2 separate regions of the Homo sapiens genome follow, and region 2 is linked to region 1. A link is a loop called in an ENCODE intact Hi-C map of the cell type or tissue named here. Cell type or tissue: psoas muscle. All regions are shown on one strand. Links, peaks and the distances in the headings refer to the core of each region. The heading gives the core; the rest is flanking DNA.

The links. Hi-C counts contacts between places; a loop is a spot of excess contacts. Peaks named below come from ENCODE experiments on the same cell type or tissue, not always from the same donor. Only the 100,000 strongest peaks of a DNase experiment are listed, where the experiment ranks them.
Region 2: a loop joins it to region 1, with 2.9 times the contacts of the local background. A loop is called at or near these places in 51 of 110 quality-filtered maps.

What each region holds. Positions count from the first base shown.
Region 1 is chr6:158,033,483-158,048,500 of GRCh38, forward strand. SYNJ2 (synaptojanin 2) reads left to right here. Exons shown (of 27, transcript NM_003898.4): 4 at 1-198; 5 at 9,834-9,917. Among named protein-coding and RNA genes, the nearest start is that of SYNJ2-IT1, 40 kb to the left of the region's middle. RefSeq lists enhancers at 4,072-4,766, 7,453-7,988. In psoas muscle, for the core only: no CTCF peak of the experiment used is centred there; DNase peaks (open chromatin) are centred at 6,449, 9,009, 10,329, 10,839 and 1 weaker place; H3K4me3 peaks cover 1,559 bases; H3K27ac peaks cover 5,032 bases.
Region 2 is chr6:157,984,126-157,999,143 of GRCh38, forward strand. The region is part of intron 1 of SYNJ2 (synaptojanin 2); the gene reads left to right. Among named protein-coding and RNA genes, the nearest start is that of SYNJ2-IT1, 9.5 kb to the right of the region's middle. In psoas muscle, for the core only: no CTCF peak of the experiment used is centred there; a DNase peak (open chromatin) is centred at 5,956; H3K27ac peaks cover 2,611 bases.

The sequences.
Region 1 (15,018 bases), core at 2,842-10,841:
CAGCACCAGGTGAGCTGCTGTGACTGGCTGCTGAAGATCATCTGCGGGGTGGTCACCATCCGCACCGTGTATGCCTCCCACAAGCAGGCCAAGGCCTGCCTCGTCTCTCGCGTTAGCTGTGAGCGCACAGGCACTCGCTTCCACACCCGTGGCGTGAACGACGACGGCCATGTGTCCAACTTCGTGGAGACAGAGCAGGTGAGTGCCCAGGCCCATCTGTGGCACCAAATGGTTCCGAGTGGCTGCAGCTCTTGCACACGCGCTTTCCACTTGGGGCAGAAGAGGCCCTGGCATATTTGTGGTGGTCTCTGATCAGGCTTCCTCCTATAAGTGGAGAACAGCACGTGTAATTGGGCTCCACATGAAAATGTGACCTCTGGTTTGCATGGTGTATCCTTTCTGATTCACATCTCATGCAGGGAAAATGCTGCTTAGCCGAGGTATTTTTAACTAAACGGAATCAGGAATTTTTGCCTTGGTCGTGAAAGGTGGGCAGTATTCCAAGGGCAGCTGACAGATGAACAAATAGGGTTTGAAAATCCTTTTAGGACAAAAATAAGTAGATCAATACAATGGGGGGATGAAAGAAGAAACCATTATTTTTTATTCTAAATCAACTGAAGCTTCTCCTGGAAGCCAGTATTAGCACCCTAGAGTTGTGAAATCTGCGTGTTAAGCAGCCGCTCCCATCCGTTCCCCTAGAATATAGCCATCTGCTTAATTTCTCCTGGAGTTTTTTCTAAATTCTGTTCTCATTTCCAGAGATGCTGTCTTACAACTTTTAAATTTTTGCTCTAACTTGCAATCTGTAAGATAAGGCCACCATGTGGAATACAGTGGTGTAAGCCATAAGAAAGGAAAACCCCGGAAGGCACATGTATGGTACTCCTGCCAGGGCAAGCTGGGTGCCCTGTGTTTACTGAGTGAAGGCGTGGCTGTGCGTCCCCCCTCGCTGCCGCTGCTGGGAGAGGAATGCCTTATGCGGACTTTGGCCACTTTAATCCAGCAGAGGTTTGAGCACCTACCTTTACTGTGTGGGACTTTCTGCCTGCTCCAGTGTTCAGAGGGTAGATACAGAGATGAGGAGGCTGCTCTCAGAGTCCCCACTCAGAGGAACATCAGAGCAGGGGGCCCTAAGATGGGCAACAGCTGCAATTACTTGCCTGTAATTCTGCTCAGAATGTCTGCACTGTGGATATCAACGAGGCTATTATGTAAATATCTGGTTAAAAATGAGATTGCTTTTGGCATCTTCGTCATGAAGTCTTTGACTGTTCCTATGTCTAGAATGGTATTGCCTAGGTTGTCTTCCAGGGTTTTTATAGTTTTGCGTTTTACATTCAAGTCTTTAACCCATCTTGAGTTGATTTTTGTATATGGTGTAAGGAAGGGGTCCAGTTTCAGTCTTCTGCATATGGCTAGCCAGTTATCCCAGCACCGTTTATTGAATAGAGAATCCTTTTCCCATTGCTTGTTTTTGTCAGGTTGGTCAAAGATCACATGGTTGTAGGTGTACGGCCTTATTTCTGGGTTGTCTATTCTGTTTCATTGGTCTACGTATCTGTTTTTGTACCAGTGCCATGCTGCTTTGGTTACTATAGCCCTGTAGTATAGTTTGAATTCAGGTAGTGTGATGCCTCCAGCTTTGTTCTTTTTGCTTAGGATTGCCTTGGCTATTCGGGCTCTTTTTTGGTTCCATATGAATTTTAAAATAGTTTTTTCTAGTTCTATGAAGAATGTCAATGGTAGTTTAATAGGAATAGCTTTGAATCCATAAATTGCTTTGGGCATTATGTCCATTTTAATGATATTGATTCTTCTTATCCATGAGGATGGAATGTTTTTCCATTTGTGTCATCTCCAATTTCTTTGAGCAGTGTTTTGTAATTCTCATTGTAGAGATCTTTCACCTCCCTCATAAACTGTATTGCTAGGTATTTTATTCTTCTCACAGCAGTTGTGAATGGGATTGTGTTCCTGATTTGGCTCTCTGCTTGACTGTTGTTGGTGTATTGATTTTGTATTCTGAGACTTTGCCGAAGCTGTTTATCAGGTTAAGGAGATTTTGGGCTGAGACTGTGGTGTTTTCTAGATATAGAATCATGTTGATTGCAAACAGGGATAGTTTGATTCCTCTCTTCCTATTGGGATGCCCTTTATTTCTTTCTCTTGCCTGATTGCCCTGGTCAAAACTTCTAATACTATTAATATGTTAAATAGGAGTGATGAGAGAGGGCATCCTTGTCCTGTGCTGGTTTTCAGCTTTTGCCCATTCAGTATGGTGTTGGCTGTGGGTTTGTCATAAATGGCTCTTATTAGTTTGAGGATTGTGGATCTAACCAAACTAAAGAGCTTCTGCACAGCTGAAGAAACTATCAACAGAGTGAACAGACAACCTACAGAATGGGAGAAAATTTTTGCAAACTATGCATCTGACAAAGGTCTAACACCCAGCATCTATAAGGAACTTAAACAAATTTCCAAGAAAAAAAAAAAAAACATTAAAAACTGGGCAAAGGACATAAACAGACACTTTTCAAAAGAAGGCATACATGCGGCCAGCAATCATGGAAAAAAGCTTAACATCACTGATCATTAGAGAAATGAGAATCAAAGCCACAATGAGCTACCCCCTCACACAAGTCAAATGGCTATTATTTGACTTGCGTGAATATTATTTGACTTGTGTGAAATGAGATACCTCCTCACACAATAATGGCTATTGTTAAAAAGTCGAAAAATAACAGATGCTGGCAAGATTGCAGAGAAAAAGGAACGCTCATACGCTGTTGGTGGGAGTGTAAATTAGTTCCACCATTGTGGAGAACAATGTGGTGATTCCTCAGAGACCTACTCACAATAGCAAAGACATGGAATCAACCTGAATGTCCATCAGTGGTAGACTGGATAAAGAAAATGTGGTTTGTATACAGCATGGAATAGTATGCAGTCATGAAAAGGAATGAGATCGTGTCCTTTCCAGCAACACGGATGCAGCTGGAGGCCATTACCCTAAGCAGACTAAGGCAGGAGCAGAAAACCAAACACTGCATGTTCTTACTTACAAGTGGGAGCTAAATGATGAGAACACATGGATACAAAGAGGGGAACAACACACACTGGGGCCTATCAGAGGGTGGAGGATGGAGGGTAGGAGGAGGGAGAGGATCAGGAAAAATAACTAGTGGGTGCTGCTAGGCTTAATACTGGGTGACAAAATAACCTGTACAACAAACCCACATAACATGCGTTTACCTATGTAACAAACCTGCACAAGTACCCCTGAACTTAAAATAAAAGTTAAATTTTGAAAAATTTTAAAAAGGGGACAGAGAGAGAAGCTGTGGCCCCAGCTGGGTGGTTTTCTCTTTTCTGGCTGATGTCTGCATGGGGAGAGTCCCTTCCCTGCCCCACTTCATTACCACTTGCCTTTTATTTTGAACTTTTATTTAAAATACTGGTTTTGGATTTCAACCAGAATTTTAAGACTTGGGGTCTCATCTATTGCATCTCATCGAGTAAGTCCCTGGGAACCACTGTCCTTTAGCGGCACTGTCCTTCCTAAAACACCGGACATTCTAACACGGAAAATGAAAGCAAACCGCATGCATTTCCTAGGACTGCCCATAATAAAGTACCCCAAACTGGGTGGCCGAAAACAACACACTTATTCTCTCCCAGTTCTGGAGACTGGAAGTCTGCAATCCAGGTGTCGGCAGGACTGCTGTCTCTTCGAAGTCCCCCTGGGGAGAACCCTTCTGAGCCCACCTGACCGCCCCGGCTCTTGGTGGCCTCTGGCAAGCATCTCTCCATCATCTCTGCCTCCGTTTTCGTGTGGCCTTCTCTGCCTGTGTCTCTCCAGGACTCCAGTCGTACTGGATCAGGGACCCACCCTACTCCAGTTGTCCTCATCTTTTTTTTTTTTTTTTTTTTTTTGGAGACGGAGTCTCGCTCTGTCACCCAGGCTGGAGTTCAGTGGCACAATCTCGGCTCACTGCAAGCTCTGCCTCCCGGGTTCACACCATTCTCCTGCCTCAGCCTCCTGAGTAGCTGGGACTACAGGCGCCCGCCACCACGCCCGGCTAATTTTTTGTATTTTTAGTAGAGACAGGGTTTCACCGTGTTAGCCAGGATGGTCTCGATCTCCTGACCTCGTGATCTGCCCGCCTCGGCCTCCCAAAGTGCTGAGATTACAGGTGTGAGCCACTGAGCCCGGCCCAGTTGTCCTCATCTTAACCCATTACTTCTGCAAAGACCCTATTTCCAAACAAGTTCTAAAGTACTGGGAGTTGGTACTTCACCATATGGTTTTTGGAAGGGACACAGCTCACCCTGGGCCGCGGATGCTGGCTCCTGTTAGAGGACTGTGCTTTACAGGCAGCGCCTGTGGCCCTGTGAGAACTCTCGCTGCAATCTTTGCTTTCTCACTTTTACAGACCAACAAGCCCTACCACAGACCAGGCTGGGCCTTGGCTCTGGCCACTTCGTGTCGCGTGCCTGCTGACTGGCGCTTGTCTCCTGTGTTGCCAGCCTGCTTGTTAGAGCTCAGAGGCAGGGACCTTGCCCCCACATCTCCTGAATCTCCCACCTCGGGCAGCCTGGCAAGGCCATAGAGATATGAACAGCCTGCCCTTCCAGCTCCTGGGGTACAGCCCGATGCTGTTGACATTGCCTCCACCTCCCTTCCTTGTCTGGGCTGGGGAGGGATTTCTTGGCTCCCATAAGCCTTTGTGGGCTTCCTAGTGTGTGTGTTTTGTCCTTTTTCGTCCTCTGGGCTCTGGGCTAGACAGGGCTGCTCTCCATGAAGTCCCCACCCAACCTTACTCCCAGGAGCAGCAGTGATTGACAGACAGCTGGGCACCACCACCTGCCGCTCACCCACAGATGCAGCCGCTGCGGATGCTGCCCCCGCCCCACCTAGAGAGCATAACTTAACCCATGGTGACTTCGTTAACAAGAGATGCGTAGCGGGGCCCCAGGAAGGTGGCCCTACACCCACGGTAGCTCTTGGTTGGGTGCCTATGTTTCAGGCTGTGCTGATGAGCCTGGAGGTGCCTGGGCTGGCCCATCCATCGGAGACCCCGGACAGCCTGGCTACCCAGGAAGGGGAGCTGTCACTTCCCAGCGCTGAGTCCAGGGCTGTCCACGTGGGCCTTCAGCAAAGCCTGACTGAGCCTGCCAGGTCCCAGGCTCTGCTCCCAGGTGGGTGGGCATGGGGGGCAGTGGTGGTGTGATGGGGGCGCAGCAGGAGTGGGGCAGGTGAAGCTGGTCCTGCCAGGTGCTGCCGCCCTTCCAGGTGGTACTTCCGATAGGTGGTGTTCGGCTGGTGACCCCTGCCTGGAGGTCGAGGGGAAGCACAGCAGAGCCAGGGCAGGGAGAAGCGTGTGCTGCGCGCAGCCCAGGAAGGAGGGGCATGGAGCAGAAAGAAACACAGGTGAACTGGAAGAGCAGAGAGGGTTCATGCTTCCTGCACACATGGGACCAGGGCATGGGCCTGGTGGGGGGTCAGCATTCCTCCAAGCCAAAAAACACAGGTGTGACAGCCCTTTTTCTAAAACATTACAGAGGCAGCAGGAGCAGAGATGGCTGCAGGGAAGTGACTGTTCCCCAAAAGCAAGAAACTCCTGTTGCCTCACTTGTATAAGCCAAGGGAACCCCTCGCTTTCTGTCTCTGGAGTCACTGAATATTTTTGTTTATGTCACTTTATAGCAGTACTGATGCTTAGGTTGATCTAAGTTCGTTTTTAAAACACAAAACACGTCTTTAAGTGGAATGCACAGTTAGTATGCTCCTGCGAAGCGGCAGCCCCGCTGCCCTCCCTGGCTCTGCGGCCACCTGCTGAGGATGGTTCTTCTAGGATGAGTCAGGAGAGTGGAGCAAGGCTCAGCCTGCAGGTCCTTGCTGAGCTCAGGGAAGCAGCCCCGTGAGGATCGGGCTGCGTGGTCTGCAGGGGAACCTGCCTGGGACCCTGTGAGATTTACCTGTTTCAGGTGCCAGTGATCTGCTGGGATTCTGGAGAGGTCCCTCAGGGGAGCCTGGCACTTCCTACCCCCTTGAGTTTGCAAAGTCACAACTGAGGGCCTGGGTTGGGACGGTGTCATGAGCTCTCCATAAGCTTTGCTTATGGTACAGGAGCAGACTGTCTGGCGCTTCTGGAGACCTTTAACGTGCTCCTGTAGACAGTCGGGTAAACTCATTCTGGTAGCACAGCGTGGCCTCCCCCTCCACCTGACATCTGAGGAAGTGGCAGGCTCTGCATCTCGGTGGCCTCGCCCCAGGGTGCAGGGAGCAACTTTGAGGAAATTAGTGCTGAGCCTCCAGTAGGAAGGAGGACTGTGCTGGGGAGGCAGGTGAGCCCCTTGTGGTGCCGCCCGCAGGTCACACTGGCCTGGGGCCCCTGCAGAGGAAACAGGATCCACCAGCCAGGCCCGCTGACCATTTGGAAGTGGAGCGTGCACACAGGCGGCTGTGCGGTCATCGTCTGGCAAACAAATGATGGGACCGGACCAGGAGCAGACTGGCTCCCTGTGGTGGGGACTCTTGGCAGGCGGATCGGCTTCTTAGGAATTAATTCTCAGGAAGCCAGAAAAGGGGGACCCTGTGGCACCCTCTGCTTTTGCTTTGGTTTAACATGTTTCCTAGGAGGAATAATTAATCTTCTTTCTCTGAGGCAGGCTGTGTGTGTGTGTGCATGGGTTGTATGTGTACAGTGTGTGCGTGGTATGTGCATTTATGTGTTGTACATGTGTGTATGTGTCATGTGCATTGTGCATTTGTGTATACATGTGTGTGGTGTGTGCCTTGTGTTTGTTTTTCATGTGTATGTGTGCAGTGTGTGCATTTATGTGTTGTATACACACATGTGTGGGTTGTGTATGTGTTGTGTGTCTGCACGCACAGATGTTGTGTACATGTGTAGATAGCATCTCAGCCTCCTTGGGAGGAAGCCTTGAGTCTTTTTGGCTCTGCTGAGTCATAGCTGGTGGGCTTGCTCTGCAGTGCTGACTCACCACACAGAAAAACAAGACCAAAAAGTCCCCTCAGTCTATTAAAAAAAAAAAAGGATGTAAGATAAATATTTGGCTATTCAAGATAAGGCCACTGACTCATTCAGGGAGGTTAGGATGACTGCGTGTCCTCCCAGGAATGCAGACTTGGAGATAATTGGTTTGCAGACACTGTATCTGGAAGCAGAAGGTCAGCAGAAAGCCTTTCAGATAGAAGGTATATGTACCCCTGTGAGTTTTCCTGCCTCGTCGCTCTCTTTTTATGGCCATTAGGTTTCTGTTCCCACTGCTCTGGAAGCGTCACTCAGGGTCACCCTCTGGCTGCTCAGTCTGGGGTCTAGGCACTGGCCTGGCCTCATCACAGCACTGGCACGGGCCTCCGACTTTTCTTCCCGTGGCCCCACTGCTCTTCCCGGTCTCCCTCCCACCTCTTGTCTGTTCCTTCTTGAATCCCTCCTTCTTCCCACGACCCAAGCTCTCTCCGACGCCAGCAGGTGCCCGCATGCATAGTCATAGCGTCAGGGCCTCTGGGGAAGAGAAAACAGCTTCGTTTTTTGAGTGGCTACTCTGTGCTGGGACTATGCCCCCCTCATTTACCCCTCACAGCTCATCCCTTCTCCGTGCACAAGGTGACATGAACTTCATGTAGAGAGAGGGAAACTGAGGCTGAAGATGGCTAAGTAATGTGCCCAGGGCCACCCTGCTGGGCAAATGGGGGTTTGCAAAGTGGCAGTCGGACCCAGCTTGTGCTAATACCAGAGCCCACTTTCTCTCCTGCTTCCACTCTCTGTCCTGCCTCCCCACCCCAAGAGCCCTCTGTCAAAATGACATCTGTGAGGTGAGACATCACTTCTTCCACTGGTATTAAAAGTTGTTCGCCCAGAATGGAAATGTATCACTTGCATTTGATGGTCAAGTTATGCCTACTGCCTTGGGAACAAAGAAGACAGTCTTGATGATAGGACGGGGTGCAGATGTCACCTACTTCCCCTGTGGAGGACGGGGTGGAGAACTTTGGAGCTCCTTTCTTCTTGCTCCAGTGTGGGCAGGGAGGGGCATACAGAGCACTGACAGCCCTCAGTGTTTTCAGAAGCTGGTTCTGGGCAAGTCTCAGCTTGGGAGGAGCCTGATGTGATGCTGGAAGTGGCATTGTTAGCACTTGGGGCAGTCAGAGTGAAGGGAGACATTCCTCAGCCTAAATAGATCGTGGGCATTGGTTTTTGTTGTTGTTTGGTGTTTTTTGGATTTCACTCTGTTGCCCCAGCTGGAGTGTCGTGGTGCAATCATAGCTCACTGCAGCCTCATCCTCCTGGGCTCAGGTGATCTTCTTGCCTCAGCCTCCCGAATAGCTGGGACTACAGGCATACGCCACCATACCCGGCTAACTTTTTAAAAATTGTTTTGGTAGAGATGGGGGTCTCACTTTATTACCCAGGCTGGTCTCGAACTTTTGGGCTCAAGCCCGCCTCCCACCTTGGCCTCCCAAAGTGGTGGGACCGTAGGCGTGAGTCACTGCGCCCAGCCTGGATATTGTTAAACATTGTCTTTATATACAAATGTTGGTTTCTTTTCCAGGAACCTGGGCCTATGCAGGGCACACACGCCGGTCAGTTGTATGTACCTAATTTCACGGTAGCCAACTATGTCTGTAGCCGTTCAAGCAACCTGCTATTTTATTCTGTTTTGTCAGTAGAAGAATGGAGTTCAACAGCTTTGCTGGTACTCAATACCTGGAAACAGACAGCATGTTCTTAACACATGCTTTTTTCCTTTGGAGATTAAGGGATAGTATTCCAGTTTGACAATGTAGATACCAGGCTCCTGTAATTCCTGTGGCCCAGGGAAACAGTGGCTCTAATTTTCAGGTCCTCCACTGCAGAATGACTCATTCCTGTGTGATCTGAGCGTGATCTCGCCTGCATGGGAAGCTGCCCTGTAAGGGAGCAGGCCGGTGAGGAACGGAAAGGACCACAGCAGCGCCCAGGCCGCCCTGCCAGGCCAGGCTAGAGTTGCGCAGATAAAGGCCCCGCATCTGATAAGTGTCGCCGCCTGCCCCTGCTGGCGCTCAGGATCGTACTTCTTGTCCTTTTAAAACTCCCTTGCACTCCAGCGTCATTGGAGGCCTGCAGGCACACTCTGAAATAGCTGTACGTGTGGGTGGGGAGGAGATAGATGTCTTAAAGTGTACGGATCATTTGTTTCTCTGCAGGTGCTGTCACACTGGAAGCTTGTGGAAACCGTGTTGTGTGTGTTAACTGAGTGGTGTGTTTAAGAACACAGTGGGGCAGGGCCAGGACCAAGTACAAGATCAGGTTGAGTCTTGCATTGTCAAGTACGAGACTGGCTAGCACAGTCAGTGAGGTCTTTTGGCTATCACTGGTGCATTTTATTTCATTCAGTCCTTTTCTCATAGCTCTCTTCTGCTTAGCTATTTGCCAAGGCAAAAATAGAGGGCTCTAAGGAAGGTTACATTCCAGAGCACACTGACTTCTATTCATACAGGGGGTGGCGGAAGGCTGTTCCTGGGATTTTCAGGGTGACGATAAGGTTGTGCCCTAGAAGTGTGAATTCCCGGAGACCCTGGGAGGCCCCAACCCCCAGCAGACCCCCTCCTCAGAGGCTGGTCGACAGCCAGCATGCCCGCCCAGTACCTGGCGAGAGGTCAGGGCGCATTGCCGGATGGGGGAGCAGAGGACGCCGGAGTCCACCGTCCGCCCTTCATTCTGGCTGGTGTCGGGTCACAGGTGGCCGGATCCCGTTACCCAGCCCAGGACGTTCGGTTTCATTGAAGAATACCTTTCCCTTTCTGTTTCCTTGTGCCGCAGATGATTTACATGGACGATGGAGTGTCATCTTTTGTCCAGATCAGAGGCTCCGTTCCGCTGTTCTGGGAACAGCCAGGGCTTCAGGTAGGTCATGAAAAAACTTAAATGTCCCCTTGTGATGTTGTCCGCCCTGCCCTTCCCTTCAATAGCTGGGGAAGATTTCTTTTAACACGTTCGTTTCATGGCATAGTTTCCAGTCTTTTTCCTCAGCCCTGTTGTGTTGAGCTGAGCTATCAAAGTGTGCACACGTGTGTGCATATGCATGCGTGCGTGTGTGTAGAAAACACAGACACCACTTTGTTGTTTCTGGTCGTCAAGGATGCTGTGTGAAACCGCTGACTCGGGAACGGTGCTGCGGTGCCTGCTGAGTGGGTGCCGCGAAGTGAGCTTGGGTAGCACTGCCTGAGGTTAGACCCTGAGTTCGGTGTACTGAGGACGTTTCTGAGAGCCGTGACTCTCATGGAGGGCTTCAGGAAGGCTCTGTGGCTGCGTAGGTCTGGCACCCGGTGCTGCCTGTTGTGGGGCCACGTGAGACTTCCACAGCTTTCCCGTGATTTCTAAAAATACCCCTTGCCGTCCAAAGCAGGGCTCTGGTCAGTGCCAGAGAGATTTGGCATTCTTTCTCCTGGGAAGAGCACAGGGTGGGGACACATTCCAAGAACACATTTGTCATCAATGGAATGACACGCTGCCTCCTTCACCAGGGTCTCTAACAAGGTGGGTTATGGGCCGAGTGGACTGGAGGGGCCTCCCCACTAATCCCCAGTCTTCCTCCCTGTCCCGAGGGGACGTGGGTGCCTTCAGAAAGCCTCTCGGCCAGGGCCTTTGTCGCCTCTCGGCTCTTCTTACCGACAGCTCTCGTGTGACTGCATTTGGGTTGCCAGCCAGTGGCTACTGGGGCCCAGAGTGCCATCTGCCAGGTTCCAGGGGGTGTTTGACAACGCTGGACTCAGGGTCCCCAGTCCTGGGTTCAGCTTCTTAGCCTGCTCTTTGACTTGACCCTGTGCCAGGAGCAGGTGAGTCACTTGTCCCCATGGCTGTCAGCACGCTGCAGTGACAGCATTGGTGAAGTACTGGGTCAGCCTGGGCAGTGAGATGGATGAATGGAGGTCTCGTTTAGGCTCCACGCTCTGGTAGGGAGAAAAGTCTTGATTAACATTCAGTCTTTCCACTAGAAAGAGCGCACCACACTGCACGAGATAACTGACGGCCTCCGGAGAAACGCTCCTGAGGACAGCTGTGACACAGAAACTCCTCCGGAGGGCTGCCCAAAGGAGGTTTTTGGAAAAATAGCTTTATTGCAATATAACTTACACACCCATTTAAAGCCTACAACTTGGTGCTTTTACTGCATTTATGGTGTTGTGTAACCACCACTGTAATCTAATCTTAGAACACTTTGATCACCACTAACAAACTTTGTCCCCGTTAGTGGTCTCTCCCATCCCCTCCAAGTCTCCCTCATGCCAACTCGACTGTTCATCTACTGTCTTTATCTATAGATTTCCCATTCCAGACGTTCCAAAAGAGTTTTTGAAACCTGATTTTCTTTAAATATGGAGTTTTCCTTTGGAAACTTCTCGAGCTCTGTATTCAGGAGAATGAAAGAATTGATCGAATGAGTGTGGCACAAAAAGGAGACAGGGAGACCATGTTGTGTTTCATGTAAAGTTTGTAAGAAATCCAAAAATTAGGGGAATGGTCATGATGGATTCTTAGAATTTGGGAAGGACCCTTTGGAATTCATCCATTCCACCCTCTGACTCTCAGTTCAGGGGTCCTCCTTTTTTTTTTTTTTTTTTTTTTTTTTGAGATGGAGTCTCACTCTGTTGCCCAGGCTGGAGTGCAGTGGTGCAATCTCGGCTCACTGCAACATCTGCCCCCCGAGTTCAAGCCGTTCCCCTGCCTCAGCCTCCAGAGTAGCTGGGACTACAGGTGCCCACTACCACACCCAGCTAATTTTGTTGTATTTTTAGTAGAGATGGAGTTTCACCATGTTAGCCAGGCTGGTCTTGAACTCCTGACTTCAGGTGATCCACCCGCCTCAGCCTCCCAAAGTGCTGGGATTACAGGCGTGAGCCACCGCACCTAGCCAGGCCAGTTCAGGGATCCTCTTCCAGGACCTCCAAAGGGCTGTCCTCCAGGCCACAACTGGGGATGGTTCCGACTCTTGGTGAATTCCTCCTGTATTGCACTGCTGCGTCTGTCTGACTCTAGAGTGTTTTGGGGTGCGCGGGAATATGTCTGATTCTTCTCCGTGTGACTCACCCTCAGTCCTTGGAGGGAGTCTTCTGGTTCCCTCTTCTTCTTCTTGTCTTCTCTAAGGCCTCCCAACTCCTTTGGCCACCTTCCCTCCTGTTTCTAAGACTCTCAATGTTCTCATCTCCCTCATCTAAAAAATGACACTCCTTTTTGTCGTTCCCCTCTTGGATTTCATTTTGGTCTTACCTTGACCTTCGTGCTGCCTCAGATGTAGCCTGACCCGCCATGGGATGACTGTGCCTTGGTCTGTCAGGGGCCAGGAGCAGTGGACCACGAGGTCTCAGCTTTTTGGCAGCTGTTTCACCCTCTTAAATTCCTAACATTTGTGCTGCACCAAAGCCTCCATGGTTTCTTCTTTTTGTTTCTTGTTTTGTTTTGTTTTTGAGACGAAGTCTTGCTCTGTCACCCAGGCTGGAGTGCAATGGCACGACCTCGGCTCACTGCAACCTCCACTTCCTGGGTTCAAGAGATTCTCCTGCCTCAGCCTCACAAGTAGCTGGGGTTACAGGCACCCACCACCATGCCTGGCTAATTTTTTTTGTATTTTTAGTAGAGACAGGGTTTCATCACGTTGACCAGGCTGGTTTTGAACTTCTGACCTCAAGTGATCTGCCCGCTTCGGCCTCCCAAAGTGCTAGGATTACAGGCGTGAGCCATCGCGCCCGGCCTCCATGGTTTCTTCAAAACAAGCTTCAGAAGGCTTTAGTGTTCCTTAATCTTATTAAGGATTTGCTAACCTTTGGGCCTAATACCTGTGTTTAGCCTCTAAACACCACTCATCATCAAAGAGAGATGAAGTCATCTTCACAGGGGGCCGGGAGGGCAGCGGGAAGTGGTGGTCTACCGTCACCGGCTTCAACTGTCACTATCAAGCCTAAGGCTGCTTCTAGTTATTTTTCTCCACTTTGAACTTTTTCTCTTCCTTCTTCACTTAGGTTAGATGAAAAGTGCAAAGATTTTGGGGTGAGTAGCTTGCGTATTAAGCTGCAATGCTGTCCCTCCTTGACAGCTGCCGTTGGAAACCCAGGAGCCCAGCAGGATGGGGCAGGGTTGAGCAGAGGGTGGTGGATGAGGATTTGTCTGCATGTTTTCCTGGGTAATGGTACCTTCAGTACTTCCTGACTCCATTTCTAGCAGCCGTGTACCTTTAATAAATTTCATTTTTACGTGTAAATGGGCTGTGCAGTTTATAAATAGCCACATTGAAATTTTACCCTTAAAGCAAATTGCTCCCTGGTCTAGCTAGTTCGAGAATCTATTTATGATCTGTGTCTGTGGTTGACAACGTTGCTCCCCTGGTCATTGTAGAAGCTTCCCCCCACCATATGCTGTATAGACACGTGCCTTGCCAAGGTGAGTTCAGTCTGTCTTTTGAAGTTTCCTGCAACTGAACCAAACGGAGGAGGATGCCGAGTAGAGCAGACCCCTCTTGCCCTGCCTTCACCTCTTTCCTGCCAGAAACCATTCGCCAAGTTTGTGGAGTCGTGGCGCTGGATGGGCTTGTGTGTTTGTACCTTCCTTTTTTCCAAAAAGGACATGAGATGGCTTGTAGTATAACAGTTTCAAAAATAAGTGAAGAGGTCTGGATGAAGGGCAAGAGTCGAATTGGTGCCCACGATGCATGCCGTGGGTCTTGTGTGCGTGGGAAGGAACCTGACGCTTGTTCCAAGCTTCCCCGCAGCCACCACAGAAAGAACCACAGTCACAGCCAGTTTATGACAGTGACTCAGAGCACGAGCTTTGAAGCGACGCAGACCTGGGCTCAAATTCAAACTCTGGCTCCCCTGCTTTGTAACCATGTGTGTTTGAGAGGCTCTTATCTGTGCCAAGCCTTAGTTTACTTTTCTGTAAAATGGGGCTAACAATATCTACCTTATAGGGTTCTAGAGAGGATTAAAGAGCGTAATATAAGAATTTGGCTGGGCATGGGGGCTCATGCCTGTAATTCCAGCAATTTGGGAGGCCAAGGTGGACAGATCACTTGAGGTCAGGAGTTTAAGACAAGCCTGGCCAACATGGTGAAATCCCATCCCCACTAAAAATGCAAAAATTAGCTAGGCATGGTGTCAGGTTCCTGTAATCCCAGTTATTCAGGAGGCTGAGGCAGGAGAATCACTTGAACCTGGGAGGCGGAGTTTGCAGTGAGCCAAGATTGTGCCACCACACTCTAGCCTGGTCAACAGAGTGCGACTCTGTCAAAAAAAAAAAAAAAAAAAAAAAAAAAAAAACACACAGTATCTAGAATCTAAAAAGTACTCAAAATGGCAGCTGCTATTGATACTAATAGAAACAAATGATAACACCCAGGAGATAAAACCAATGGTGGCATCCGGAGAAGCATGGCTCTTGGTGCCGTGAGCACTGAATGAGAGTTTCCTCCTGTCTTTGTGGGAACAGGGACACCGTGAGATGTAGTAACATGAAGACAGCTTCCTGGTCAGTCTTATCTCTCATCCCTCATAGACTCATCGTAAATCAGTAACCCCAGATGAAGCCATTTATTCATCCCAAACATTCACTGAGCGTCTGCCAGGTGTAGGGGGCACCAGGGATCAGATACAGTCCCTACCTTCAGGGAGCAGGGGGCAGGACAGGGCAGTGTTGTGTGGACAGAGCCGTGTTGGAGGAAGGGAGAGGCCCCGGGGGCAGCTCTCCCAGGCTGAGGGTGTGGGGTGGGCTGCCCAAGGGTCCAGACTGGGGAGGGGTGAGGAAGAAGCACTCAGGCAAGGAAGGCAGCCCTTGCAGAGGGAACAATGGGTGCAGGTGTTGTAACCCTTGGGTTCACAGTGATCAGGGAGCATCACTGGGTAGCTTCTTGAAGTCCTGGGCATGAAGGGAATGGGAGGAGAGATAGGAGAGGTGAGCAGGGCTGGGTCAAGGGCCTGTGGATGCTACACTGAGGAGTTTGCATCCCATACCAGCA
Region 2 (15,018 bases), core at 2,756-10,755, 49 kb before region 1:
TACTGCGTCTGGCCTGAAAACTTAATTTTTTAAAGTCTGTTTTGTTTAAGTAAAATGAAACTATTTTTAAAAAGCAGCTGTAGCATTTGGTGGCTTTGCTGGTCCAGAGAATGTTTGTAGGAGAGAGCCTTATGTTACTAGAAAGTTGTTTAAAACTTTCAACATATCCTAAATGCATCACTATTGGATAAAATGGCTCTGAACTTGAAATTCCCATCTGTGTTCCAAAGGGCTAGCTAGCTGTTTTACTTTCCTTTCTTGGAGAAAGTGATTATTTTTTTTCTTTTTTTTGAGATGGAGCTTCACTCTTGTTGCCTGGGCTGAGTGAAGTGGTGCGATCTCGGCTGACTGCAACACCGCCACCCCCACCTGGGTTCAAGTGATTCTCCTGCCTCAGCCTCCCCAGTAGCTAGGATTACAGGCACACGCCACCATGCCTGGCTAATTTTTGTATTTTTAGTAGAGACGGGGTTGTGCCATTTTGGCCAGGCTGGTTTCTAACTCCTGACCTTAGGTGATCCACCTGCTTTGGCCTCCCAAAGTGCTAGGATTACAGGCGTGAGCCACCATGCCTGACCCGAGAAGGTGAATTTTTACAAGAAGGCTGCAATCTCTACTTTTGTATGGGACAGGACACTTGTGGCAGCTGGCGTAGCTGGTGGTCTAATCTTGACCTTTCACCCTTTCCTTGAAGTTCCGAGTCGGGGGTAGCTTCCTTTTCTCTTCAGCTGTGGTTTTCCTGTGATGGGTCCCTCCCAGTTAGTAATGAGAGGCTGAGAGACAAGTTGTGGTAACTGCTTCGTGGGTAGTGGTCTTTCCCGGCCCCTGAGTCATTCTAACTTCCATCCTGCTCCGCTGCGGATGCACATAGCTGCTTTCCTAGGGGCGAGAGGAGATGAGGGGACTGGGCCTGATGACCACAGGCGCTGCCCCTTCATAGCACATTTTATTCCTGAAGGATCCTAACTGGAAAAGTACCTCTCGCCGAAGGGGCTGGGTGGTTCCTTATCATTTTCAGGCAAGGCCTGGAGACAGGGGCTTGAACTGGGCTGTGATTTTTAGGAAAAACGGATGGTCCATGATTCGTTGATTGCTGGACTCCTTCCATCTGAACCTGTCTTCACCTGTCTTCACCTGTCCTGCTCTAAAGTGAACTCTTCACACTAGGGCCGTCTGGCCTGCTAGCAGGATTGTTGAAGGAATTATTCCAAATTCCTGCTTCTAAAAGAATTAGGTTGTGAATCTGAATCTGTCTTTTATGTAGATCAGTGGGAGCAAAAATTCCAGAGGCAGAAAAGCCAAATGTATTGGCACTGATTTAAAAGGCTTTTATGAAGTCTCGGGAACCTGACTGGAGGGTAGTTGGCCTTCTCAGCACAGGTGGGAAGCCCCGTAGCCGGTACCAGCATCCCTGGCCAACAATCCACAATTAGCAAACAGATGTTCCCTTATTTGCACATGGGACAAAAACCTACTCCTGTCTCTGTCTCTTGTAAACTTAGGGAAAAGTGCTTATTGTTAATGGATTTTGTGTATTTTCAGAGTAAGCGACAGTGTTCCAAAGTTCAAGGTTCTCCAACAGCCCCCAGGAACGGTGGCCTGAGGGTGTCCCTGTGTTTACAGTGCGGGCTGTGTGTGAGTGAAGTCGTGCCTCCTGCCGCCCAGCCGGGCTTTGCTGTGAACAGGCAGCAGGGAGGGAGGGATGGGGCAGGAGACTTGAGAGAATTAATTAAGTTAATTAATGGGTGTCCCTAAATTACTTTGAGCTTCTGGGGGGAAAGGTTCTGTGTAAACACCAGGCCCCCAGGTTCTCCCAGCTGCTGTTGTGCGAGGCCACGTCTCGAGTTTAGCTTTGTTTGAATTGGTGAGATGGCCCCAGGGCAGAGCAGGACTCAGTCTGAACTGTTGCCTAGATCACTTTCTCAGGCATTATGGCCAGATTTATTTGGTCACGGACTGGAATTTTGATCTGCTAGAGAGGACCACAGAGAATCAAATAAGTCACCATTTTATAAATGCTCCTGGACAAAGTTGAAACCACAGGTAGGACCAGGCAAGGGTTCCGGGGCCCCTGACGTGGGAAACTAGAGCAGCGACCCGGGACCACAGTGGTCTGTCTGCCTCCAGGACTGGTTTGCCTCCTCTCCTAGCCGGAGGCTGTCTCAGCGTAGTGTTTACAAAATGCAAACTGGGATGGTGTGTGCTTCTCCCGCGGGTTTTGTTTGTTTGTTTGAGACGGAGTCTCTTTGCCCAGCTGGAGTACAATGGCGCAATCTTGGCTCACTGCAACCCCCACCTCCCAGGTTCAAGGGATTCTCCTGCCTCAGCCTCCTGAGTAGCTGGGACTACAGGCATGCACCACCACGCCCGGCTAATATTTGTATTTTTAGTAGAGAAAGGGTTTCACCATGTTGGTCAGGCTGGTCTCAAACTCCTGGCCCCAAATGATCCGCCCACCTCAGCCTCTCAAAGTGCTGGGGTTACAGGCAATGAGCCACCACGCCCGGCCTTCCCCGTGATTTTTGTAGCTCACCTGTAAGATCGTGATTTCAAATCTTACCAGGCTCTTGTTTTGGCTGTGTGGCTCAAAAACTTGGCTTTTAGCCTTTAATTGTGAAAACGTTCAAACACAAAAGTAGAGGGAAAAATGAATCCCCTGTCTACCTGCCATTCGGCATTGATAGTTATCAATATATTGCCATTTTTATTTCACTTGTCCCTGTATTTTTTATGAAAACGTGAATCTCCTAAAATTTAGTTTGTTTAAAGCCAGGCAAGATTCTAATTTGTTGGGTTGGCTTTTTTTTTTTTCTTGCATTTAGATATAGAAGTTCAATTTTTTTATTTTATTGTAAATTGACAAATTATTATCGTTTTTTGAGATGGAGTCTTGCTCTGTCGCCCAGCTGGGAGTGCTGTGGCACAATCTTGGCTCACTGCAACCTCTTCCTCCCAGGTTCAAGTGATTCTCTGGCCTTAGCCTTCCGAGTAGCTGGGACTATAGGCGTGTGCTACCATGCCCGGCTAATTTTTGTATTTTTAGTAGAGATGGCATTTCACCATGTTGGCCAGGCTGGTATCGAACTCCTGACCTCAGGTGATCCACCCGCTTCGGCCTCCCAAAGTGCTGGGATTATAGGCGTGAGCCACTGTGCTAGGCCAACAGATTAGGATGATTATATATTATGGGGTACAAAGTGATCATATATGTGTACAATGTGGAATGATTAAATCAAGATGATTAACGTAGTCATCACCTCAAATACTTCTTTGTTTATTTATTTATCTTTTTTGAGGTGGAGTCTTGCTCTCTCACCCAGGCTGGAGTGCAGTGGCACCGATCTCGGCTCACTGTAACCTCCGCCTCCCAGGTTCAAGCGATTCTCCTGCCTCAGCCTCCTGAGTAGCTGGGACTACAGGCGCGTGCCATCACGTCCGGCTAATTTTTGTATTTTTAGTAGAGATGGGGTTTCGCCGTGTTGGCCAAGCTGGTCTCGAACTCCCGACTTCAAGTGATCCGCCCGCCTCGGCCTCCCAAAGTTCTGGGATTACAGACATGAGCCACTGCACCTGACCACTTATTGTTTGTAGGGAGAACATTTGAAATTTACTCTCCTAGTGATTTCAAAATATACATTATTATTAACTATAGTTACCATGCTATGCAAGTTCGAAATTTACTTGGCAGATTTCGTGTGGCCAGCAGCAGAAATGGTGGCATGAACTGATTCTGAGACATTGGCCAAGACACATTTTTAAAAGCAAAGTGACCACTTGGGAAGGGTCGACCACAGCCTGGAAGAACAGGGAGCGCTCTGCTGGTGAGCTCGGGAGGACAAGGTCTGGGCCCTTTGACGGCACTGCCTCTAGCCCCGGGCAAGAGAGGGCCGAGGGCCATGTCCAGTGGCCTCTATGCTCCCCTTTCTGGATGACATTCCTGCTGCTCAAGACCCTGGAGTGTGCTAAGCACATAGTGCAGCCTGCTCAGCCCCCTCCCAGGGCCTCAGGCAGACTGTGCAGCCGTATGTCCACCCCAGGCCCGGGCGTTGGGGTGGCAAGGGCATGTTACAGGTGGAACGGGACACACACTAGCTGGGACTCTGTGTGTGTATGCACGAGGCTCCCTGCAGGGGGGCATGAAGCCCAGGTTGGGGGAAGTCGGGGAAGAGAAGGTGGCCAGGCTGGGGCCGCCCTCCCCACTGGCTACATAATGAACCTGGCCTTCCAGGTAGTCACGGTGGCATACTTTTCGAGGTAGGAGGATAGAACCTATTTTATTTAACTGTTTTACTTTGTTAGCTTGATTTAAAACTGAACAGCTGGGCATACAGGATGCAGCACTCATGAGTACTCTGGCCCCAGACCCTACAGATATTCAGGCAGACCTGTCCTGGGCACCTGTCCCAGCCCGTGTCTCTCTGCTGTGTCTCTCTTCTGGAGCGTTCCTGGGGTGCTCAGGGTCCCCTTTGTGCTTTTTGGCTGCTCAGTTTCTGTTGCTGGGCTCCTTCGGCCTTCCCACTGAGGATGGGGAATATATTCTGTTTTCTTTCCACTTGAATTGTCCTTAAAGCCATGGGTAAACTGGTTCAGGCTCAGACTTGGGAATTTGATCGGAGTCCCTTTAGCATTTCTGGGCAGGGCTTGTTGGTGTCGTGGCCAGCTGTCCTCGAGGTGAAAACCAAATTGGGTTGGGAGGGTGCACATGACACTTAAAGCCCCCAGAGCTGCGGTGCCATCAACCACACACTGTGGACAGGAGGCTGTCAGTGGGCAGGCTGGGTCCACCTTCAAAGTCCATACGAAACAGCCCAGTTCAGGGTACTGCTTCTTTTCGAGATCTCACGGGCAGGAGCCTTCTGGCACTGTTCATGTAAATGTAAGTCATTCTTTCTTTCTGGAGGAAAATTTAGACAGGTGAATGAAAACCGGAGTGCTTAATCCGCTATTCTACATGCAGAAGTTTATCTCAGGAAACAGTCCCAGATCACTAGCCCATTTTGCTTCAAGGATGTTTATTGCAAGCTGTTTTGAGTTTTTCACTGGTTAAATAAACTTTGGTTCAACTTGATCATAATAGCTGACATTTGTGGAGTGTTTACCACCTACCAGGTGCTGATCCAAGTGGCTTACATTTATTAACTTACTTCATCCTTATGTCAAGGCAAGTACTAGTAATCTCCATTTTACACTTGGGGAAACTGAGGCACAAGAGGCCTAAGAACTTGCCTGAGGCTCCACCTCCAGTGGAAGGCTCCAGAGAACAATATGTTCAGTAAAATCTCATTCTTATGTAAAAAAATGAATATATATATATATATATATATATATATATATATATATATGGAAAAAGACTCCCTTTGTCCTGTTGTCTCTGGCTTATCTTGGTTTTCATCTGACATACACTTTTGATCGAGGAGGTTCCCACTTGGGGAAACAGCCAGCCCCTTTCTGAGCAGAGGGTGTGGCACTACAAAGGCGAAACATGATCTCTGGGAGAAACATGCTTGAAGCCCACGCTCCTGGGGGCAGAGCTGAGCCTCCACACGGATGTCCCCAGCACTGGGAGCAGAGGCTGATGCGGCCCCAAGGTGCTGAGGAAAGCGCCCCCCAGTGCAAAGGATGCTACAAGGCCCCAGGCTTCTCAAGGAACATGAGGCCTGGCAAACCCAGAACGTTAGACTGGGTCGGCTCCAAGATGCCCCTGGGTTTGAGCTGGAGAAGTGTCTGCGGGAGGGTGCTGGGGCTCCTGCAGAGCGTGTCTTCCTGACCCTGTGGGCTTTTCTGGGGGGGGCTAGGAGGCTCTGCCAAGTTGGTGGATGGAACTGTGCCTTGCCCTGGGGGGCACTGGGCAGGAGCCAGCCTCGGAGCGTGAGTCTGGTGCTGCGCCAGGAGGCTAGATGCCCCGGCCAGGTCCTGTGGGCTGCGCCGTCTGTGCCCTTGGCCCGCGAGGCTGGCAGGCTGCCACTGCTTGTAAAGCCTCCTGGTTGAAAAGGTGACTCGGAGCAGCGGATTCACTGGGAGCCTGTCAGCCACAGAGGCAGCTTGTGCTTGTGCCCCAGGCCCAGGCCGCAGGAGGTGGGATCAAGTTCCACGGCTCCAGTGTGAAGGTCTGAGCTTCATTCTAAGGCAGGTTTTTGAGGACATGGGGCTCTCGGGCACCTGGTTGTATTCCTGCATCCTGCATTCCTGCCCACTCTCTCATGCCTTCTTCTCCTTCTCCTTGGCGTGCCCCAAGCCAGCCTTCCATCTCAGATGGAGTTGTATGTTTCTAGTGAGCCCACACACCCCCTGAGGACAGGGCCTCACCCCCGCACGCCTGCTTCTTCATCACAGCTGCTAGGAAATGAAGATGCATGTCCCCAGGGGCCTTTGAAGTAGGATGTGGTCTCCCTGAGCAGAACTCTGACTCTAAATTCTCTCCTGGCTCTGGCGTTGGTGTGGGACTTGGGTTGCGGGAGGGGGCAGGTTGTTAGCGGCTGCTGCTCAGACCCAGCGGAGGACCGGGCTGCTCCAGGCTCCCGGCAAGATGTAGCAAAATGGCCAAATTTAAGGTGAGCACGGGCTCCCGTGCAGTTTCTCACCCCTGCTGCTGGCTGCCTGTCTGTGAATGCTAAGGCGAGGGGTGGTTCTACATTGACTTCTTACTGACTGGTGGGAGTAACCCGGAAGAGGCAAATGACTTCCTTCCCTTTCCTCGGCTCTGAACCTAGAATGTTCCAGTGATACCACCTCCAAACTCTTCACCTGTGTCCTTTCCCACCTCTCTGCCCTGAGGACAGGGAACTAAGTGGCTGCTCACGGTGGGTAAAACTGAGGCTTACAAGACACCTTGGGCAATGGGACAGCCAGACCCCAGCCCTCAGCACCTGCCTCTCCCATCCCAAGCCCCAGTCTCTTTTTCAGCTGCAAAGTCAATACCTTTGCTTTCAGAGAGGGAGCATGTGCCACGCCAGGAGAGGCTTTGGGTGTATCACAGATGGAGACTGCCTAGCTTAACTGCGCAGTCTGAATGATTCTAAGGAGGGGAAGAGAGAACGCCTCTGGAGCCTGGCACACACATTTGCCGGAGAAAGTGGTGAGTGCGTTGTGACCAGGTGAGGGACGAACCTTAAGGAGATTGGCTGAGAACACCTCCCCTCCTCACCCTAAGTCAACAAACCCGGGACAGCAGTGCTTCCAAAACCTTACTTGTTCACCTCACCTGGAGATTCTTGTGGCAAATCGGGTTCTGCCTCGTTGGCTCTGGGGTGGGCCTTGAGAGCCTGCCGTTCTAACAAGCTCCCAGGTGATGCTGATCCACGACCAGCTTTGAGTACCAGGATCTCGCATCAGCTTGGGAGGGAGGAGACCTGAATCCTAGCCCTGGCTCCTTAGGCTCTTCTTTCCAGTGGGGGAATTTAGTTAATTGCTCCGGGCCCCAATATCTTAATCTGAAAACAAATGAATGACAACCTAGTTGCCTTTCCTACTCTGAGATTCCATGCGTCTTAAAAGAAAAAAGTTTTAAAACTAAACATGTCACTGTCACCATCGCTACTTCACACACCTAAAGTTATAAACCACTCAGAAATGCAAATCTTAGGAGATGTGATCTGGCAAGGCAAAATCGAAGATGGCTTTGAGGTCTCAGCTAAACCTAGAAATCTGATGCTCTGCATTTTTTATGGGATGCTTATGAATTAATGAAAATACATGAGATTATCTCTCCTTGAGTCTACCCTTTCCTACAACCAGCAAAAACTTATAAAAAGCAATTGAAGCTTACTTTGGGAATGCCAAGGGATTGATTAAAATATGGACTGTGCTGATTCCATGGCTGGTTTAGCAGATTCTTGTTAAAAGCCATGACTTTTTAAAATTTTTATTTTTTTGTGGGTACATAGTAGGTATATATATTTATGGGATACATGAGATATTTTGATACAGGCATGTAATATGTAATAACCACATCATGGAAAATGGGGCATCCATCCCCTCACACATTTATCTTTTGTGTTACAAACCAATTATACTCTTTTAGTTATTTTAAAATGTACAGTTAAATTATATAGTCACCATGTTGTGCTATCAAGTACCAGTTCTTATTCATTCCTTTTATTTTTATTTGTTTTACTCATTAACCATCCCCACCTCCTCCCTAGACCCCCGCCGCTACCCTTCCTAGCCTCTGGTAACCATCCTTCTATTCTCTATGTCCATGAATTCAATTTTGATTTTTAGATCCCACAAATAAGTGAGAATATGCAATGTTTGTCTTTCTGTGCCTGGCTTGTTTCTTTTTTTTTTTTTTTTTTTTTTCCTTTTTTTTGAGACAGAGTCTTGCTCTGTCACACAGGCTATAGTGCAGTGGTGCGATCTCGGCTCACTGCAACCTCCGCCTTCTGGGTTCAACCTCCCAAGTAGCTGGGATTACAGGCACCCACCACCACACCCAGCTAATTTTTGTATTTTTAGTAGAGACAGGGTTTCACCATGTTGTCCAGGCTGGTCTCGAACTCCTGACCTCTGGTGATCCACCCGCCTCGGCCTCCCAAAGTGCTGGGATTACAGGTGTGAGCAGGTGTGAGCAACTGCACTCGGCTGGCTGGCTTGTTTCACTTAACATAATGACCTCCAGTTCCATCCATGTTGTTGCAGATAACAGGATCTCATTCTTTTTTATGGATAAATAGTACTCCACTGTGTATATGTACCACATTTTCTTTATCCATTCATCTGTTGGTGGACACTGAAGTTGCTTCCAAATCTTGGCTATTGTGAACAGTGCTGCAACTAACATGGGAGTGCAGACATCTGTTTGATATACTGATTTCCTTTCTTTTGGGTAGATACCCAGCAGTGGGATTGCTGGATCATATGATAGCTCTACTTTTAGTTTTTTGAGGAACCTCCAAACTGTTCTCCATAGTGGTTGTACGCATATAGTACATATAGTACATAACATATATAACATATGTATACTACATAACGTATATATAGTATATAACATATATAGTGGTTGTACTAATTTACATTCCCACCAACTGTGTACAAGGGTTTCCTTTTCTCCACATCCTTGCCAGCATTTGTTATTGCCTGACTTTTGGATGTAAGCCATTGTAATTGGGGTAAGATGATCTCTCAGTGTAGTTTTGATTTGCCTTTTTCTGACGATCAGTGATGTTGGGCACCTTTTCATATGCCTGTTTACCATTTGTATTTCTTCTTTTGAGAAATGTACATTCAAATCTTTTGCTCATTTTTTGGATCGGATTATTAGATTTTTTTCCTGTAGAATTGTTTGAGCTCCTTATATATTCTGGTTATTAGTCCCTTGTCAGATGAGTAGTTTGCAAATATTTCCTCCCATTCTGTGGGCTGTCTCTTCACTTTGTTGATTGTTTCCTTTGCTGTGCAAAAGCTTTTTAACTTAATATGATCTCTTTTGTTCATTTTTGCTTTGGTTGCCTGTGCTTGTGGGGTATTGCTCAATACATTTTTGCCCAGGTCAATGTCCTGGAGGTCTTTCCCAATGTTTTACTGTAGTAGCTTCATAGTTTGAGGGCCATGGCATTCTTAAAAACATAACTTTCATTCTTGCATAGCTTTTTTTTTTTTTTTTTTTTTTTTTAAGTAACCTGGACTGTCATTTGGCTAGGGAGGCGGGAGTTTGTGTGTCTGGAAATGTGTGGGTTTTTTTTTTTTTTTTTTTTTTTTTTTTTTTTTTTGGGACGGAGTCTCGCTCTGTCTCCCAGGCTAGAGGGCAGTGCAGCTACCTCGGCTCACTGCAAGCTCCGCCTCCCTGGTTCACACCATTCTCCTGCCTCAGCCTCCCGAGTAGCTGGGACTACAGGCGCCCGCCACCACCCCTGGCTAATTTTTTGTATTTTTTAGTAGAGACGGGGTTTCACCATGTTAGTCAGGATGGTCTCGATCTCCTGACCTCTTGATCCACCTGCCTCGGACTTCAAAAGTGCTGGGATTACATTACAGGTGTGAGCCACCACACCCAGCCAGTGTGTGGTCTTTTTTATCTGTCTGTTTAAACTGTCTGTTTTATATGTTGCATGAACCCCGCTTTACCATGAATCTTATCAATGACTGATAAATATTGTCTATTGGAAACATTCTCTTTAAGAGGAGGTGACCGTTCTCTGCAGCTCCTGCTGATTCAGCAAAGCTGAGGTCAGGTGGAGCCAGCTGGGCAGAGATGAGTGATTAGAAGGCTGTCATTGGCAGTGACAGTCCACGTGCTCCAGGGCAGAACAGTGACACTGGCTGTCACAGTCTGTTTCAACAATGGAGGTTGTTTGTTTTTATTTAAATGATGTGAATAAAGAAAGGAATCTTTGAAAACTAAGGCTGGAGCTGCCCAGGCCTGAGCCAGGCCCTTGTAACAAGGCCCTTCTGGGTGGGGGATCTACCTCTCTTTTCACCTGGACCACCTGGCGGTGGGTGGCGAGCTCAGAACCACAGCTGGGTGGAAAATGGGAGGGCCAGCAGCGAGCTGCAGGAATGGAATTCCATGATGGCATCTCATGTCTCCAGAGTGGACAGACAGAAGCTTGTGTTTTCATTTCAAAGGGCATCTGCCACGCCCTCCAGGCAGACCACATAAATGGCATTTTTGGGTGAGGCCTGAGGGATTCTGTCTGGTGGTATACACTGATTTTAACCAGAAGCAATAGATTTGGGCTCTTTTTGACAGGGGAAGATAGATGAGAGATGATTTCCATGAGGATGTTGAAAATATTGGCAATTCTGAAGACCCCAGGGAGTCCCAGGGGGTTCCTGGCCAGGAGCGCCCCTCCATTGCCCTGCACCACCTTGCTTTCCAGGCTGTGGCTCTGTGTGTCTGAATCTACGGCATGGGGGCACTTCCTTCTAATTCACAGAAGAAGCTATATGGGCCCCAGACTGCCCATCCTGCTAAAACTGGCAAAGGCCTTTTCCCAGCCTGAGCAGTAGTGATTCAGCCAACTGCAGAAGTGGTATTTGGAGCTCACCCTTAAAACATAAAGCAAGTTATGTTCAGACTATATACAGGCAATGAGAAAATATGATGAAATATGACTGCGTATGAATAGCCCCAGACTTCTAGGGCCTTTGAGTGTGTCTGTCTTGGGCAACATCTTCTCCTTTTAGATTTCAGGCTCAGTTTACTGTCAGGAAAATTAAGTTGCTGAGAGCGTCTCAGAATTTTGGCTTAAAAGAGAATATACACCTGGAACAAAGACTTGAGGGGTGCTCCTATTAAAAAAAACAAACAGTGTGTGAGCTTCAAAGGAGCACCTTGAAACTCCAGTTCCATCACATCCACTCTGCTGGGCCCTCCTAGGGCAGCTCTCTGTCTTGTGCCTGCCTTCTCTTCTGAACACTCCTAAGGTATTTTGAGTGCGGAGGATAGGATCATACACTCAGGAAAGCCGAGAGCTAGATCCTGAAGCATCTGTGCGGGAAATGCCCATCTGTGCCTGAAATGAGCATCTGCGAGTGAAGTGATCCCATGTCTGGGATCTGTTTGGCATGCGCCAGGAGACAGACGGACACATGCATGCACACACACACACAGCGGGGACGGGGAGTTGGTGAAATAAGAGTGGGAAAATGTTGACACCTCCGTGAGCCGGGTGACAAGCTGCTTGGTGGTTCACTAGACAGGGAGTTATAAATTGGCCGCTTTTCAACATCGACAGATAAAAATCAATAGCCTTCCCATAATGCCATCATTAATCAATTAGAGTCTGTAATGGGAAAAGCAGATGCCACTCCCCCACAGTTTCTGGGAATAAACAAAGTGTATAAGGCCTAAAAGAAGAAAGCTATAGAACTTGACTGAAGCCCACATCTGTGGAAAGGCATACTATGTTCTTGGAGTGGGAACATCAACACTATAGAGATGGCAGTTCCTCTCCAGTTAATCTGGAAGTGCAAGTATCGATGAGTAAATCCAATTAAATTCCAACAAGAGCCTGGTCTAAAATGTAACAGGCTGATTTTACAGTATCGCTGGACTCCCCCTACATCCAAACTTATTCTTACCTTCATTCTCCCATTTTGGTTAATGGCAGCACCATCCAGGCAACTGCTGGTAATAAAAGCCTGTGAGTCATTCTGACGCCCCTTCCTTCCTCAGCCTCATCCAACCTACCAGCCAGTAGTGAATCCCACCCCAAAACAGATGGTGAATCCCACCGAGTCCCCCGGTCATCGCTGCTACATCGAGAGTGCAGCCACTGCCCCATGTGCTTTCCTGGTCTGCTTGGCAGCCTTTGAACTAGTCTCCTGGCTCTTCCCCTGCTCCCCGTATAGGGATCTGCTTGAAGCTCACACAGCCCTGATCCTCTGCCCCTGCCTCTTTCTCCACCCTCATCTCCCACCATTTCCTGGGCTCACTGCATTCAGCAGCCTGACTTGTTCCTGCTCAGAATCTTCACACCCACCTGCATGCACTCCCTCCCCCAGGTGATATGGTTTGGATCTATGTCCCCACCCGAAGTCATGTTGAAATGTGATCCCCAGTGCTGGAGATGGGGCCCAGTGGGAGGTGATTGGGCCATGGTGGTGGTTTCTCATGAATGGTCAGCACCATCCCCCCTGGGGTTATCATTGAAACAGTGAGTTGCCACAAGATCTGATTGTTTAAAAGTGTGTGGCACCCACCCCACCCTCTTGGTCCTGCTCCTGCCATGTAAGTTGCCTATTCCCACTTTGCCTTCCACCATGAGTAAAAGCTCCCCGAGGCCTCCCAAGAAGCAGATGCTGCCATGCTTCCCGTATAGCCTACAGATCCATGAGCCAATTAAATCTCTTTTCTTTATAAATTACCCAGTCTCAGGCATTTCTTTATAGCAGTGCGAGAACAGACTAGTACACCAAGGGTTGGCCTGGCTGCTGCTGCCTCCGTCTCCCCACCTACCCCACCCCCCCCCACCCAGCTTCGTGACTGCAGTAAGACCTTCCTGACCTCTGTGGCTGGAATACCCTGCAGCCCCCACACACCAACTGTCTCTGCCCCATGCCTGGTTTCCTTTCTTCTTGGCGCTTATCACTGAAATTACCTTATGTGTGTGCTTACGTGGGTGTCTTCTGTTGTCCACTGCAAAAATGCATTGTGGGTTGAATTGTGTGCCCCAGAAAAATACATTGCTGTCCTAACCCGGGATACCTTGCAATCTTATTTGGAAATAGGGTCTTTGCAGATGCAATGAAGATGTAAGTTAAGATGGGATCGTACTGGTATAGGGTGGGCCTTTAATCCAATGTGACTGGCGTGCTTATAAGAAGAAAAGGGACACAGGCAGACGCACGCAGAGGGGAGAATGTCATGTGAAGGCATACAGGGAAGACAGCCATATGACAATGGAGGCAGAGATGGGAGTGACACTGCCGCAAGACAAGGAATGCCTGGGCTACCGGAAGCTGGGAAAAGCAAGGGAAGATGCTCCTACCCACGCCTTGATCTTGGATTTCTGGCCTCCAGAACTGTGAGACAATAAATTTGCTGTTGTTTCAAGCCCCCCGTTCTGTGGTTCTTTGTTACAGCAACCCAGGCAACTAATACAGGGGCATTGTGTATCTCGTTCAGTACCTTACCTTAACACTGCCTCGTGTGGAAATGAGGCTTGGCAAACACTGTTGAATGACGAAGCATTGGCAAAAAAAATAGCCAAGATTTTGAAAAGGATCCACAAAGGCAGACTGATTTACCAGGTAGCACAACATATTATAAAGCCCTAACCATCGTGGAGGCTGTCAGCACAAATCAACACAGTAGAGTGGAAGGCTCAGAACAGACTTGTGTGAGCAGTGTTACTTTGTTTCTTATAAAGGTGATGACTTCAGTCGGTCAGAGAAAGGTAAGGGTGGATACTCAGCACCTGCTGTTGGTGTGGTTGATCAGTGCAGTGCCTAAGAGGCCCCTGCTCTATTCAACTGGATATTCACGCAGGCATTCTTGGCCGGTCTGCTCAGAGAGGAATAGGCTGGAAACCTTGGCTGGCCAGCAGGATGCTGCCTGCTGCTCTGCTTCCAGGGGAGCGAGGGGTCTTCCTGGCAGTTTTTGCAGGTGGCTGCACACACAGGTGTCCTTCTGGTCACTAGCTCCTCCCCCAGCTGAAAGCCCTGGGTCCCCAAGGAGCCAGAATCCCTTATAAAATTACCAGCCTTACAGAGCCCTGGGTTCACACAGGGGACATTCCATGTTACAAGAGTTACCACACCTAAGGAAGCCCCATGCCTGGCTTCTTCACCGAGTGGTTATAATTCACTTATGGGTCTTCCCTGTCCAGAGGCAATTTGCCAATCAAGGTCATTTTTACCATGAGCAATGTTGTCTAGTAACAGAGTTGACGTTCCATCTTGATTGGGGTTCCCAGGGAACCAGAGCTAGATAATTAAACATTAAATTCTCATACAGAAGGGAAGAAAGATTTTGCTAAGCCTGTGACCAAAACTATCCATATGGACACTAAGTGAGAGTCCTATGTTTTATCATACATTAAAATAAATGCAGAGGTATTTAAGTGTAAAAAAACAACTTTCAAAGTATTAGAAAATATAGGCTATGCTTTCACAGTGTTACGGCATGGAAAGATGTTCTAAGGAAAGCATCAAACTCAGAAGTCATAAAGGAAATAAACCTGACAGATATGGGAAATATTTTTATTGAAGTGTAACATACATAGAGAAAAATGAACACTCGAAGCGTTGAGCTCCATGAATCTTCACCCGGTGAACACACCCACATAGCCAGCACGCAGATCTGGAGAGAGAACGTTTGCATCCCAGGCCCCTGCCTCCCATTCCCCCTGTGTCCGAATGATAGATTTGACTACATAAAAATGGAAAACTCCAATATATCAAAAGACACCATAAACGTAGTGAAAAGACAAGCAACAGCCCAGAAGGAAAGTTTGTGCAGCCTTTTGTAACATAGAAAAAGGCCAAAGATGGATGATCATAGCATATAAAAGAACTCCTATAGATCATGAAGAAGGAAGGACAAATAGTTCAACAGAGAAATTGGCAAAGGATATA